Linked DNA regions of Mus musculus: region 2 is linked to region 1. A link is a contact called in ENCODE Hi-C or POLR2A ChIA-PET data. All regions are on one chromosome and are shown on one strand. The core of a region is the stretch at or near the end of the contact, and the rest is flanking DNA. Distances in the headings are between cores, read along the strand shown. Region 1 holds the start of Plau (plasminogen activator, urokinase). Region 2 has its middle 15 kb from the start of Gm30212.

Evidence for each region. A loop is a pair of places that touch in the nucleus more often than their neighbours do. ChIA-PET counts read pairs that join two places held with the same protein, here RNA polymerase II (POLR2A).
Region 2: a map of gastrocnemius shows a loop between it and region 1 (3-fold over the local background). The contact joins the enhancer-like site here to the promoter of Plau in region 1. A Hi-C loop is called at or near these places in 5 of 37 maps with a recorded cell type or tissue (Patski, gastrocnemius and heart). POLR2A ChIA-PET finds 5 or more read pairs at or near these places in 2 of 5 experiments (Patski and embryonic stem cell).

The regions. Positions count from the first base shown.
Region 1 is chr14:20,833,459-20,841,174 of GRCm38, reverse strand. It overlaps Plau (plasminogen activator, urokinase), which reads right to left and starts at 4,513. Exons shown (of 11, transcript NM_008873.3): 1 at 4,441-4,513; 2 at 4,040-4,126; 3 at 3,535-3,565; 4 at 3,290-3,397; 5 at 2,488-2,662; 6 at 1,988-2,079; 7 at 1,621-1,843; 8 at 1,252-1,400; 9 at 537-677; 10 at 81-229. The coding sequence starts at 4,096.
Region 2 is chr14:20,870,093-20,877,577 of GRCm38, reverse strand. No RefSeq gene overlaps it. Among named protein-coding and RNA genes, the nearest start is that of Gm30212, 15 kb to the left of the region's middle. Within about 2 kb of position 4,066, at least 1 of the 3 ENCODE cell types and tissues checked has a DNase peak (open chromatin) inside an H3K27ac peak, as active enhancers do; it is gastrocnemius, where a contact is called at or near this core.

The sequences.
Region 1 (7,716 bases), core at 3,264-5,763:
AGACTCCCCAGGGTTGTTAGATCAAATCCAAGAGCTCTGGGGAGTTGGGGGTGATAAAGAGGGGTGCTTGAGAGTCTTACCTTGCAGGAATCTGTTTTCCACTCTGGGTCCGCAGCACACAGCATTTTATAATTAATTTCAGAGCCATAGTAGTGGGGCTGCATACACTGTTCATGAGAAACAAGCTTTACGACGGACATTTTCAGGTTCTTTGGATAGAGATAGTCACCTAGATGGAAGAAACAGATGTTTGCATTAAGATGTGTCTATAAATGAGACTCTCTGCAGGGGTGAAGATAAAAAACATATCCCAGCTATGAAAAGCTCTTGTTCTTGTTTCTCCAATCTGAGTCTTTTACTTCACTCACAATTGTTCACACCCTGTTTGACTTGCTTGCCCATCTCCCCCTACTCTATCCCTGGCCCTCCATAATGTTTCCAGTCCTGTTTCCACAGTCTTCCTTTGATAGTCTGCTCTTTACTCTGGACCGTAACACTCCCCCAGACTCTCTCAGTGAGCTTCATCTGTCACTTACTTTCAGACTCTTTTCCAAAGCCAGTGATCTCACAGTCTGAACCAAACGGAGCATCAGTAAACCTTGGGGGCAGGCAGATGGTCTGTATGGACCTGGATGGCTGTGCACATTGGCCCGTGCTGGTACGTATCTTCAGCAAGGCTGGGTGGGGAAGGGAAAGGTCAAAGGGGAAAGGTTATCACTGTGTCAGATGGTCATCATCTCTCCCCTACCAATGCTGAGCATTGATCTATACTCGTGGCATGGGAGTCACAGAGATCCAAAAGGTCTGCTGGTATCTTGTTACCCTGAAGCCTCCCCTGCCACATTCTCCAAATGCTTTATTTCATCAGATGACAGATGTTCAGGCAACAAAATCCACCATATACAGCTGAACAGGTTGTTTCCTGCTGAGGGAGCTGAGCTGAAATCCAGCCAAGGCTTTGCTTTATACATTCTATATTCTGGTATACAGAGAAGAAGCATCCATCCTACTTTGTACAAACAGGGCATTCTCAGCCTAAGCCGTATGCCTGTAAGATTGTTTCTACTTAGAAGAATCTATCTTTTTGGGAAATTCAAGGTCTCCACAGAGGATCCCTACACCCCTCAGCTTCTCATGTATCTCATTCTGCACTCTTCCTCATCCATCTCGTTATATAAATCCCGGGCTTCAAGTCCCCCCACATTTCCCACCACTACTTTAGCCTTTCTGGTAACTAAGCTTTCTGCTCACCAATATCATTATGGTAGGCCAGGCTGTCTTCCCTGTAGTATTCGTGCAAGATGAGCTGCTCCACCTCAAACTTCATCTCTCCAGGATTATAGGAGCTCTCCTTCGACTGACCCAGGTAGACAACGTAGTTTTCCTTCTTTGGGAGTTGACTGTGAGAAATGAAACATGTCAGCCTGGTCTCACAAAGTCCGGTCACTCTCTCCACTCCACCCCAGAGGCCTCAAAGTATTACTTGTACCCAAGACCACAAGCTGCATGGTTAGAGGGTTAGCAGGAGAATGACATTGTAACCGTCCATAGGGAAGGAGGAAGGACAGTCTTGGGGTTGGGTGGAAGAGTCAGAGAGAAGGGACAAAGGGATGGACGTACATGAAGCAGTGTGCGGCACTGGCCACCCAGCAAGGACTGATGAGACTCCCACCACATTTAAAGGAGGGAGGACTTCCTCCCTTGTTCTTCTGGTAGATGGCTGCGAACCAGGGCTGGTTCTCCACCTCAGTGAATTCTCCCCCAACAATCTTAAAGCGGGGCCTTAGAGCCTTCTGGCCACACTGGAAGCCTTGTTGGTCTACAGACGAAGAAGGCTTTTTGCCTAGAAAAGAAAGAGACACATGTTTGGGGGAGACAGCAATGATGAAGAAGTCTCTGAGGCACACCTCACTTCTCATCCCTCCTGCAGTGACAATAGAGTTTGTCTCTTCCCACCCCGTTGTCATAAGCAGTCAGCGACACTCACTAAGAGAGCAGTCATGCACCATGCATTCTTGGACAAACTGCCTTAGGCCAATCTGCACATAGCACCAGGGTCGCTTCTGGTTGTCAGGGTTCCTGGTAACACAAAGAGATAGGGAATGTCATGCCAAGCCCGAATGTCTTCTCTGTATTCTCCCTTCCAACAAAGGCTCAGCCAGAGACCTGGATTCTTGTGCCAGGATTCCCATCCCAGGTATACCATGGTGATAACAAAGGTTTCTAAGAGGCCACGATGGGGGAAGGGATGTTGTTGTTTTTAATGTGTATAAGTGTTTTCCTATATTCATGACAGTGCATGCCTGCCCAGTGAGGCCAGAAGAGGGTATCGGATCCTCTAGAACAGGTGTTAAAGACTGTCACGAGCTGCCCTGTAGATGCTGGGAATCAAACTAGGTGCTCTGGAAAGGCAGTCTGTGCTCTTAACTGCTGAGCCACCTCCCTATCCCCCTTGGGAAGGATTCTTGGTACTCAGTCACCACCTACCTGCAGTAATTGTGTTTCCCCAGGCCTAGGCTAATAGCATCAGGTCTGTGGGCATTGTAGGGTTTCTGAAGGACAGCAGGCGCATTCCAGGCCAGGCAGGGCCGACCTTTGGTATCAGTGTTGGCCTTTCCTCGGTAAGAGTCACCATTTCCATGATAGCAGGTTTTTGATGCATCTAGAAATGATTTGAGGAGTGCAGAGTATTAGAAAAGGGAGGCGGTTTGGACAGGCATTTCAGAGGTGACACGGTTTCAGACCTGTCAGGTGATATGAGGGAGATTCACCCTTTTTTTTCACACTTGTATAGCCACTACTTCATGAGTGTGTGTGTGTGTGTGTGTGTGTGTGTGTGTGTGTGTGTGTGACTCCCAACTTCTGCTGCCTGTTTTGTTTGTTTGTTTGCTTATTTTATGTGTATGAGTGTTTTTCCTCCATGTATATCTGTACACCATGTATGTCACTTGGGCTGGAAGAGGTCAGAAGAGGGCATCAGATTCTCTGGGACTGGGGGTACAGATGGCTGTAACCCACCTCTATGGGTGCTGAAACTCAAACTATAGGATGTCTAGAAGAGCAGCCAGTGTTCTTAATCACTAAGCTGTCTCTCTAGCTGCGCCTCGCCCGCCTTTTGAGACAAGGACTTACTATGGAGGCCAGGCTTCAGTCTCCTCCTAAGTGCTGGGGTAACAGACCCACACCTCCAAGGCCAGCTTCTGCCTGCTTCTGCATCCCACCCATCTGTCCCTGTTCTAAGATCTCTGGTCCTCCCCCACTCCCACATTCCAAGTCCAAATCCCCATACCTATCTCACAGTGCTCCCCCTGGAATTTCCTTGGGCAGCTGCATCGGCGAATTCTGGAGAAGTACTTGTAGGACACGCATACACCTCCGTTCTGACAGCCACAGTTTGCTAGCAAATGCAAAGGAGGGGTAAGCAAGGATCAAGTGGGGAGCCAGCCTTTCAGCAGGGACAGGGAGGGTATGTCTCCTAAGGTTTTTCAAGGGTCTCTGTGCAGCCAACTATTGTGCAAGGAAGCAGATACTCACATTCATCAGGAGCTCCAAGTACACTGCCACCCTGCAAGAGATGAAGGTGACATGCTCTAGGGAATTCATGTTCAGGATAAACAGGTCCCCACCTCAAAATCCCTTCCAGTGATATTCATTCACTCATAATATTCTCTCTCTCTCTCTCTCTCTCTCTCTCTCTCTCTCTCTCTCTCTCTCTTTCTCCCACCCCACCCCTGTCTGTCTCTCCCCTTTCTGTTTATTACTAGCCAGCACCCAGACATGGACTGACTCAAGCAAACTTCACACAAACCAGGTGCCCTTGGGCTAAGGCACTCCCCGTGGCTTCTTCCTCCCTTGCCAGATAGTGCAAACCTCTTTGGGTGCACAAGCCCTCCGCTGATACATTGTCCTATTTCCTGGGAAAGCCTGGACCTGCCTTTGATGCCTAAGTTCCCCGTGCAGCCCCCATTTTTCCCCTGATGCTGCTTAAGGGATCCTGCAAGCCCCTTCCTGATGGTGCTAAAGCAGCGAGACCACTCACTTCAGAGTTTTTCACCACCAAGGCGCAGAGGAACAGGCTCGCCAGCCAGACTTTCATGGTAGTGCCGCTGGGCTCTAGACAGCAGTTCTGCAAAGGAAGGAGAAGTCAGGACAAGAAGCGGAGCAGCTTGAAGGTGGCAGAGTTACTACAGACCAAGGGAAGCCACTCCAGGTGTCCTGCGGGGCAAGCCATCAGTGACCAACCTCCCCAAGCCGGGCAGTCTCTCCCCTCTGCGGGCTCTGAATCCGCACAACACCATGGAACCTCTCTGTAGAGGGGCGCGAAGGGCTGGAGTGGTGACCTTGCCCACAGTTCCGCCAGCCAAGGTAGTGGGAAGGGAGGCATGCGGGAGCCCTGGCTGCCTCATCCCGCTAGGCTTGCTTCAGACCAACAGCACTCACCGGTGACTGCAGCGGAAGGGCGCTGGCAGACACGCAAGGACTGGATGGATGACAGACAGAGCTCTGGGGCTACAGGCTCTGCTCGGCGCTGCTCGCCCTTTATTAGGGCCCGCCAGAGCCCTGGCCCCGCCCAGGTTTGCTGGAGGGCGGCTCTCTCTCTCTCTCTCTCTCTCTCTCTCTCTCTCTCTCTCTCTCTCTCTCTCTCTCTCTCTCTCTCTCTCTCCTTTTCCTTTTCCTGCATCCCACCGCAACTGGACCGCGCTTGCTTCCCAACTTTGACGAAGTCACGGAATTTCCAGCTGAGCAAACTTAACGCAGTCTGTCTGGATCGAGCGATGATCCGGCGGCTTGAACATTCTTCCTTTCTTTCATTCACCTAGTGCGGCCCCAGTGTAGCGTGGTGAGGGCGCTCCAGCCATTGGCTCGCTGATCTCAAGCCTCTTCCTTAGTGGTTTAATCAGTTCTTCTCCAACCTGTCCCCCTACCTGCCTACGACACTGATTCAGATGTCTGATAGAGGGGTATAAGTCGCAGTTCCTTTACAACAAAAAATACCTACTAACAAAGGCTCCCACATGTCAAATGCTGAGTTCTCCAAATGCCACTAATGCAAGCAGTGAATCAGAAGACAAGAGTGAAGTTTGTCGTCAGGGAGTGTAATACTGTCATCAGAAGGTGAAAGGCAAGGTCAGATTTTATTCAGATTTGCTGTTTGGTTTAAGGTCAATCTTTGAAAGACAATTTTAAAATTTATGGCAAGGGCCAGACTTAATGGTGCACGTCTTTTATCTAAACACTAGGGAGGAAGAGGCAGGTGGATCTCTGCGAGTTCAAGCCCAGACTAATTTACATAGTGAAATCCTCAAAAATAATTATGATTTTTAAAAAAGCAGTAATGGTTACTATGTTAGGATTGTGGGAGCAAAGTCTTGGCACAGCAGCTGCTATGGAAGTGTCAATGGGTCTTTTGAAAAATGCCTATAATGAACAATCCATTTATTTGTCTGGAAAAGAATACAACCAATACAGAGGATCATAGATCAGGACTGAGTGCATACCTCACTGGTATTGTGGTTGCACACAGACACAAATAAGCAATCAAGGGGGGGTGTCTTTTTTTTAAAGATTTATTTATTTTATGTATGCGAGTGCACAGTCCTCTCTTCAGACACACCAGAAAAGAGTACCAGATCCCATTGTAGGTGGTCATGAGCCACCATGTGGCTGCTGGGAATTGAACTCAGGACCTCTGGAAGAGCAGTCAGTGATGTGAACAGTAACATGAACAGTACATTGTAACAGGATAGAAAAAAAAAGCAAGGAATACTCAAACCTCGTTAGTGTGGGCTATCAACATGCAACAACAGTGGGGGTGTCTGCTCTTCCCTTGTAGTAGAGAGGCTGTGGGTCTGAAGGAAAAGATAAAAGGAATGTTTATTTTTCACTGAATACTATTTCACACTGTTTTAAAAACTTTAAACACGTCCTCGTATCAGCCATTCTAAAAAAATAATTACACATTTTATTTTTGGGTGTGAGCCTAGCCATCTCTTCTGTTGCCAATTCCACACTGTAAATGCACTTGTGTTCAGCATTTTACATCATCACGTTAAGACGAAAACAATTATTTATCTAATAATTTATCTAATAAAATAGGCTTATATAAAGACAGGTCATGTATAAATGAGCCCTGAACATCTTGAAGACAAAGCACCCTCCCTCATGCACACACTTGCACACATGCACACATGCACACATGCACACACCCCTCAGGCAAAGTAGGGAGTGCTCAGAAAAGATTCCAAGGGTCAGTCACTGCAACATGTGCCTCAGAGCCAAGGACCAGTGGTCATTTTGATGCTCCTTCCACAGAAGAGGTGCCTGAGCCCGCACCATTCATTAGTGCCCCAGCTTTGCTTTATTTCCATAAGCCTGAGCCTACAACATTTTACTGTCAACCTGGACCTTGGAAAAGAATGCCAGGAGGTAGGAAGGAGGAGGCTGCTTGACTTTACCCCAGCCAGTGGCCCAGAATGCCAACCTCTGGATAGGAAAGTACACATTGAATACCCAGCTTTGGGTAGGCAGGTGACCATCGTTCTTCAGAATACGTTTTCCTTGCGCAGCTGAGCTGCTAGCAACCCACAGGACCACTGAATCAGAGATTCCATAGATCTCAGAGGCAACTTGCTACTTCCTTTAGAAGACTGTGGCCAGTTATGTTTATGTTTAAGAAGCCACTAATTGTAAACAAACGTGATCAAAATGTAAACAGAGGTGTTACAGCCTGAGGATTTACCCCGAAACTCTAGTTTAGTTATTAGGAAATTCCCAGCAGGCTGTCGTGATTCACATGGCCCCCCCAACAGCTCTCATGACTCCGGATTACTTGGCTGGAGGCTGTCATGCTGATTCTTTGAGAGCAAGATGACCTCATTTCCTCCTGGCCAGAGACCGCTATGCAGTGTGATAGCCCTCTTCCTCCTTCTACCGCCACTTCTTCACCTGGATGAACAATCCTCGTGCCTCCAACTCATCACAGAACTGCCTTTCTCCTGGTTAGTCTTTAGACTCTCTGAAATCTCTATTTTTGGTGCAGTCTGTGTTAGACTTTCAACTCTTTGGAGGCAAAGAACAGGTCTTAGATATCTGCCCCTCCCTCATCATTTGCTACATGTCTTAACCACAGAGGTGCTTAATTGTGAGTGAATCAGTGAATGCAGAACAGAGAAAAGTAACAGGGAGCTTTGAAGCTCTCTCTCTCTTTGTGTGTGTGTGTGTGTGTGTGTGTGTGTGTTATACACATTAGTGACTAACTCCAAGTTACCTATAATGAATAGGTGTTGCATTAAGGAAATATATAAATATAAAAGACATAAAGATATAAAAGCACTTCTTCCCTTTGCAGTCTTCTAACCACGAGCAAGTCTAAATTTGAATTCTCTACTTCATGATCACTATGTCTTATGACCATCTGTTGTTGCATGAATCTGCATTTGTGCCTGTCTGAAGGCGGTCTTGTGAACTTGTTTGTCCCTGTGTCTATCCCTATGTGTGTCTGTCTGTTGTGTGAGCTGTGTGTATGAGTGGTGTCTGTCTGTTCTGTCTATGTGTGTTGTATATGTCTCTATGTGTGAATGGTGTTTGTATGTCTTTACTATGTACGTATTTAACAGTACAGAAAGCACCACACGGGGAAGGAATGGATACTTGGCAAAATCTTTAACAGAGTTCAACAAGGAATTAAGTCTCTGCTTCCAACTGACTCCAAATACC
Region 2 (7,485 bases), core at 2,817-5,316, 37 kb before region 1:
GTGGTTTATGTAGCCCTGGCTGTCATGAACCTTACTCTGTAGATCAAGTTGGTCTTGAATTTACAGAGGTTACCTGCTCCTGCCTCTCAAGTGGCGGGATCAAAGGTGTACACCACCATACCCACCTTCTGTGAGATTTTTGAGGGCAGTTTTTCTCCTGTGCTACAGAGACGCAAAGTTTCCTTCCTTCTTCCTTTCTTTCCTTCGTTTTGTTTTGTTTTGTTTTGTTTTGTTTTGTCTTCTTTCTTAAAATAAAGTCTCTCTATGTAGCCCATGCTGGCCGGAAAGACAGAGATTCACGTCTCTGCCTCTCAAGTACTGGGATTAAAGCACAAAGATAAATTTCTTTAGCTCATGGTAACATCATGCCCATCGTTAGTAGGTATCACTCCTGGTTTCCTGGTTTGTGACCTTGCTTATCCTTCTCCCTAACCCATAAGATATGTACATATATAATGTGTAAATCCTTTGGGTATATAGGCACTCCAAAAAAAAAAAAGCCATAGTACAGTTTAATGAATAGATATGACTTTAGCCTCTGTAACTAGTATTATACCATAGCTGACTGCTATATGAAACTGCTGTGTGTGTGTGTGTGTGTGTGTGTGTGTGTGTGTGTGTGTATTCAGACACTTTACTTTTCTGCTTCTCCGGTGAACACCAACCTGTTTCCATATCTACCCCTCTGATGAATACGCTTGCTCATGTGCCGTGTATGAGATTGCTGGCTCGTTAGGCATATGTATGTTTAAATTCATGAAATATAGTCAGATGGCATCCAGAATAGCTTTACAAGCCTTCACTGACACTCCTGGTTCCTTTTCCCTCACATCCTTGCCACACTCGGTGGATTACCTGTCACGTCTTACTTTGCTGTGACCCTATCGGTACAAAGTGATAATAACTTGTTTTCATTATTATTGTCGTTGCTTTGTGCTGGGAATTAAGCCCTTGGACTCACATACAGTAATCATGTATTCTTCTATTGTGTAAGACCTCATAACTTAATTTACATTGCTTAAAGTGCTCTAAGATTGAGCATCCATTGAAGTGGAAATTTCTGGTTTCTTTAACAACTCAGTTGTGGCATGTGATGTTCTTCAGGAAGCTGTCTTGTGAGAGGGCATGCACGCGCCACAACTGAGTTATTAAAGAAACCAGAGATCTCCATTTCAGTCCATCTTTCCATGTTTGTCAGCTACTCTCATCACTTAAGTTTTTAATCCTTTCTTTTCTGCTTGAGGTAGAGTCTCTTGTACCCTAGGGTGGACTCGGTTTACTGGTAGATGAAGATGATCTTGGCTTTCTAATCCTTTTGCCTCGACTTCCCCATTCTGGGATTACAGAGGCGTGGGAGTCAGACTCAGGGCTTCCCGAACACTAGGCAAGCACTCTGTTAACTGAGCTCCATCTCTCGTCCCGTTGTCAGCCGTTTGGATTTCTAATTTTAATTTACTACTATATTTGTTGCTCAATTTTAATCAGATTTCTGGTCCTTTTCTTCAATGTGCAGGAATTCGTTGAACATTCAAGATATTAATCCTAAGATAATGCAAGGTATACTATAATATATTGCATATAATAATATATTAATTCTAAGAAAATATAATAAGATAAGATATTGCAAATATCTTATCCCAAATGCACGTCATGTGATTGTTACAAAACTCCAGAGAGTAAGTGTATGTGGTGGCACACACCTTAGTCCCAGGACTCAGGAATCAGAGGTAGGTGATCTATGTGAGTTCAAGACCATCCTGGTCTACAAAGCAAGTTCCTGGACAGACAGAGCAACACAGAGAAACCCTGTCTCAAAAAAACAAACAAAAACAAAAACAAAAACAAAAACCATCCAGAGAGGGGTACTTCGTGGGAGGAGTGGTGCTCATGGTGTGGCACAGATATCTGATGGGATTTTTGGAGATGCTGCAAAGATTTTTTTTTAAGATTTATTTATTTACTATATATAAGTACACTGTAGCTGTCTTCAGACACACCAGAAGAAGGCGCCAGATCTCATTACAGATGGTTGTGAGCCACCATGTGGTTGCTGGGATTTGAACTCAGGACCTCTGGAAAAGCAGTCAGTGTTCTTAACCGCTGAGCCATCTCTCCAGCCCAAGATTTATTTTTTTTAAAGATGTGTGGTTTTGTCCTATAATGAATTAAGCTATATATTTGATTTAAGTCCTCTTCTGCATATTGGGAGATAGTTCAGTCATTGGCATGCCTGTTGTACAAGCAGGAGGACCTGCTCTCCAGTTAGACAAAAGACCAGGCCTAGTGATGAGCATTTGGAATCCCAATGCTGAGTAGACAGAGACAGGAAGATCCTGGAAACTCACTGGGTAGCCAGTCTACCTCAGTCAGGAAGTCTCAGGCTCCAATGGGAGACTGTCTCAGAGGTGATGCTGAGGAGTGATACTGAAGTTGGACTGTGGCCTCTGCACACACCTTCACATACCTTCACACACCTGCACACACACACACACACACACACACACACACACACACACACACACACATACACCAGTATTCAGGATCTATAGCATGTATTAACCAATTCACCCTATATTGATAGAATGCTTGCCCAGAATTCATTCGGTCTTAAGTTTGTTCCCTAGTGCCTCAGGAACAATTTTCTACTACTTATCTGATAATGAGTCCGAATTTATTTTTCAAATAAATCCACTTTGTTCATCAGTCAAAGCGGACCTAATTCTTAGACATACACTGCTTCCTAAAGATACTTTTGTTTGCTTATTTATTTATTTGTTTGTTCGTTTGTTTATTTATTTATTGCCGCTCTGCCTTTTCTCTTTCTTATCCATCAATAAAGTGGCCACACTCCTATTGGATCCAAAACCAAGCAAGGGCTTGTGGCATCAATCCTCTAGGGATAATTTAGGCACATGGGCAGAGGAAGGTATGCTTTCAGGAGCTTTGCAATTTGTTTCATGGACCTTAGAGGTTAGTTCTGCCACCATTGCTGACAGGCTCAGAGCAACACTAAGGAAGAAGGAATGAAAGAAGGGAGGGAGGGAAGGAGAGAGGGAGGGAGGAAGGGAGGCAGAGTAGGCAAACAAGACTAGCAAGTTGGTATCCACGTTATTCCCAAACTGGGTAACCTTAAGGTCCCAGAGCTTCACACACTAGTGCTCTTTGACTGTATAAAACTAAACCGTGTTTAGGACTCTGCAAGCTCTAGACTAGAAAAAGAACTGCTTGTTGCGCAGTTTAGAGCTTCCATTTTCAATAATGAAAGGAATTGTAATGTTGGAGGAGGTTGGGGTGAAGGGCAAAGCAAGCTGTGCCAGTACAAACTGTTTTGCTTGTAATGACTAAAACTTCTGCCTTGGTGATATCAGCCTTCAAAGACCTATCTCTTTCCCCAATAACTTGATACCAGCTTCGGTCAAAGCACCCGCCACAGCAGCTGCACTAAGCCACGGGCTCCCTGTGTTATTTTTATCTCAGAAGCTCACTGGGACTCACTTGCTCACCAATATGTTGAGGAGAAGGACTGGGAGGCCTAAATCCTATTGTGTACCCCACAGAGATAACCCCCACATTCGCAGTGAAGACGTACTTTTACTAAACGGCTAAGACCCCTGCACCCTCCAAACAATGTTGTTTATTTACTAAAAGGCAAGAGAGCTCAGCCTTGGCCAGGTGGCCTCAGCAAGAATTCCTCCTCCCCTCCTCCTGAGAATTCACAACCCATCTCACTGCACGGAGGAGGATGGCTGTTCTGCTCCTGGATGCCAGGTACTTCACAGTCATCAGAAGGAGTCAGGAAGCAGAAGGGAAAGAAATGAATCTTGAATTTCTAACAGTAAAGCATTTCTCTCAATAGTCTGGACCCTCATTGCCGATCTCAGAACAACTTCCTAAACCCCAAGCGTGGCATACATAGCTTTGAATTAAATAGGTCCCTTCTCCAAGTCTCTTTCCACCCAGGGTCCCATCACAGTGCCCAAAAGCCATTCCACGAAGTTTCTCCTTTTCCAGCCAGCAGCGTGAGCACTTTCCTATCCACTGTCATATTTCACCCAGGAGAGGGCGCCAGCGTGACGTAGATGAAGCCAGCGTTGGGAGAAACTGAAAAACAGGGCCCAGCAGCAGGCAGAACATACCAAACTTTAGGTGATCTTGACCCAAGTGTCCAGCTAGGCCAGACACTCTGGTCTCCTCCTTGAAGCTCCCCTTACCCTTATCAGAGAAGAAAACAAGGCCAGACTAATTGTATTACATTAATCTATATTAATATAATTTATACTATAATTTAAATAAAGTATATATTATACAATGTGTAATTTATAATATATAGTATTGTAGTATTTAGTATATAGTACACATCACATACACACACACACACACACATATATATATATATACACACACACACATATATATATATACACACACATATATATACACACACACATATATATCTTAATATTTAAGGCTCAGGATACATTTGTTAAGTACCAAAAAAGATTACTAAAATTAGGTGAGCGAAGATGACTGGGGGATCGTCTTTCCACCATACCTGATGGCCTGAGATTGATCTCCAGAGATCCACACAGTAGAGAGAACTGAGTCTTGCGAATTGTCCTGTAACCTCTATGCATGTACCTATACAACCTCTCCCCCACATAAATAAATAAATGCAAAAATATTAAAGTTGTAGTATATTTTAATTGTTATGACTTAGCAAATTAAAGTTGTAACACAAACACATACTACACCTACATAGTTACATGTATATTTGAGTGTCTCTCCACATATGTTGTTTTATAACATAGTAGGGCAACTTATATAAGTTGTATGAAAATATTATAAAATTGTAGCACAATATAGTGCTGATAATGGGGCCAGGGTTAGGATGTGTAGTATCTTCTGTTGACCCCTCTGAGTACAGCTTAGTGGAGCTCTGTGATCCAGGCTCGACCTCACACATATATGGTCTAATTATCCTCTATTTAAAGGCCAATTGTCAAATGGCCCTACTAATGAATTTCTCATTCTTCACTACCATATCTTATGGCCTAGGCCACTATGACACGGTATATCAACTGTGCAATGAGGGAGAGGAAAGAAGAGGATTCGAAATTACCTGTCATCGTAAGAAAATAACTCTGTTTTGTTGGCTTGGGTTGGATTTTGCTTCTTAAGACTCTTCCTATATTGTACAGGTTGGTCTCAAACTCTTAGACCTCAGTGACTCTCTCACCCCAGTCTCCAGAGTAGCTGGGACTAAAGGCATCCATTATGACAGACTTGGAAAATCATCTTAGCTGCTTAAAAGAACAGATTGAGAGCTGGAGAGATGGCTCAGCAATTACTAGTTCTTGCTATTCTTCCAGAGGACCCTACTTCAGGTCCCAGCAGCTCACAACCTCCTGCTGTAACTCCATCTCCAGAGGCTCCCGCATTGACGTGCACATATCCCCAAATACACACACACACACATACACACACACACACACACACACACAATAACAATAAAAACAGGCGGTGGTGCCTCATGTCTTTAATAGCAGCACTTGGGAGGCAGAGGAAGGTAGATCTCTGAGTTCTACAGAGTGAGTTCCAGGACAGCCACAGGTACACAGAAAAACCCTGTCTTGAAAAGCCCAAAATAAATAACTAATAAATAATAACAATAACAATATTTTTTCTTTAAGCATCAGGACACACAGAGAGAGGACACCCTGACCTGGGGCTGCTCTCTGTACAAACCTCCATCACAGAGGTATCTCCTCTCACAGAGGTATCTCCTCTTAGGCTCCAGAGTTTTCCCTGTGTTTGTATTGTTTTTGTTAAATCAGGAAGTCTTCTTGGAAATCCTCCAGGGAGACACTGGCCTCAAGCCTGCATTCCACCCACCCTACCTCAGTTCTGGGCCAAAACAACAGGAAGTTATCTTCCCAGGAACCCAAGGTCTTGCCCTTAGGATGAGCATCAGCCCTGGTCCTGTCTCCTCTGAAGAGCAATAACTTCTTAGAGTAGAAAACAACAGTAAGATAGAAAGAGAGGGGCATTTTTCTTGGTTGTTTGTTTTTTAAATACGGTCTCAACTACATAGTTGTGGATGACCTGGAACTCAGAGATCCAACTCCCTCTACCTCCCAAGGGCTGGTATTAGAGGACATGCCACCCTGGCCCAGCCAAGTTTGTAGTTTTTAAAGGGCATCTGAAAAACTAAAGGAGTACAAAAAGGAAATCAGCCATAAAGGGCAGGAGATGGGCCAGTGGCTAAGAGCACTTGCTGTTACTGCAGAAGACCTGGGTTTCTTTGCCATCATCCACGTGGTAACTCAAAACCATCTCTAACTTTAGTTTCAGGCAGTCTAATACCCTCTTCTGAATTCCATGAACACTAGGCACACACATATTGCACATACATATAGGCGCTAAACACCCATACCTATAAAATAAGTAAATCTACATTTTTAAAACATTTGTAAGAAAACAACAATAACATATTTATTTCCAAAACATTGTTATTTATGTCCTTCCTTTTCACCTAGTGCCTGCCTGCCATAACTCCCCAGCCAGATATACAGGCTCCATTTAACAATCTTAGGTACTCAGCTTCTCCCTACTTCTTCAGCCACCAGGATATTCACCTCATCTAATCAACACAGGAGAGGGCAAAGGGTAGTGTTTGACTGTGTAGATGCAGATATACTCAAAGGTCTGTGAAATTTGGGCTAGACATAACTCCATGGTAGATCACTTGTCTAGCATGCATAAGACCCTGGATTCTATCCCTGGTACCCCAAGAGAATAAAACAAAAGAGGCCCATTAGTCTTTCTAGATGTTTAGGGAAAAACACCCAGTGCAAGTTCACCATCATATCCAGTGTCACGCTCCAGAAAGGCCTAAAAATTAAAATAATTATAATGCAGAATAAAGTTGATATCTTCTGTCCGGTGTATTCAGATAAATATCCATGTATTTGCTGTAGAAGAATGTGTTTGATCACGGGGCCTTACCTCGCTCTGCAGAACACTATGGAATAAATAGTGCATTCTCATTATTACCATATTAAGATCTGGAAAAGCCTTAAATTCCAAATATATCTGGCCACAGGGACTTTTAGTACTAAGTTGTGAATTCTGGACATTTAACCTGTCCACAGCACACTTAAAGAATCTGAGCAGTTTTGTCATAGTCAAGAAATCAACCTCACACAACATCCCCCGGAGTACCTGGCACAAATCCCTTTGTTCCATGTGCTATTTGTTAATATATAACAGAAGCCCTGGGTAGGGTTTGTTGTATGTGAGCAGGAATCTAAGCAAAACAACTTGAGAGAGAGCATGCTTCCTTGGCCTCAGAGTTTCCAGCTCATCACAGGAGCATCGTAGGGCACAAAGACTCACTTCACGATAATCAGAAGCAGCATACAGAGAGCTTCCTTGTCACCCCTTCTATTCCATTTATGTCTCCAATGTATAGGATGGTGGCACCCA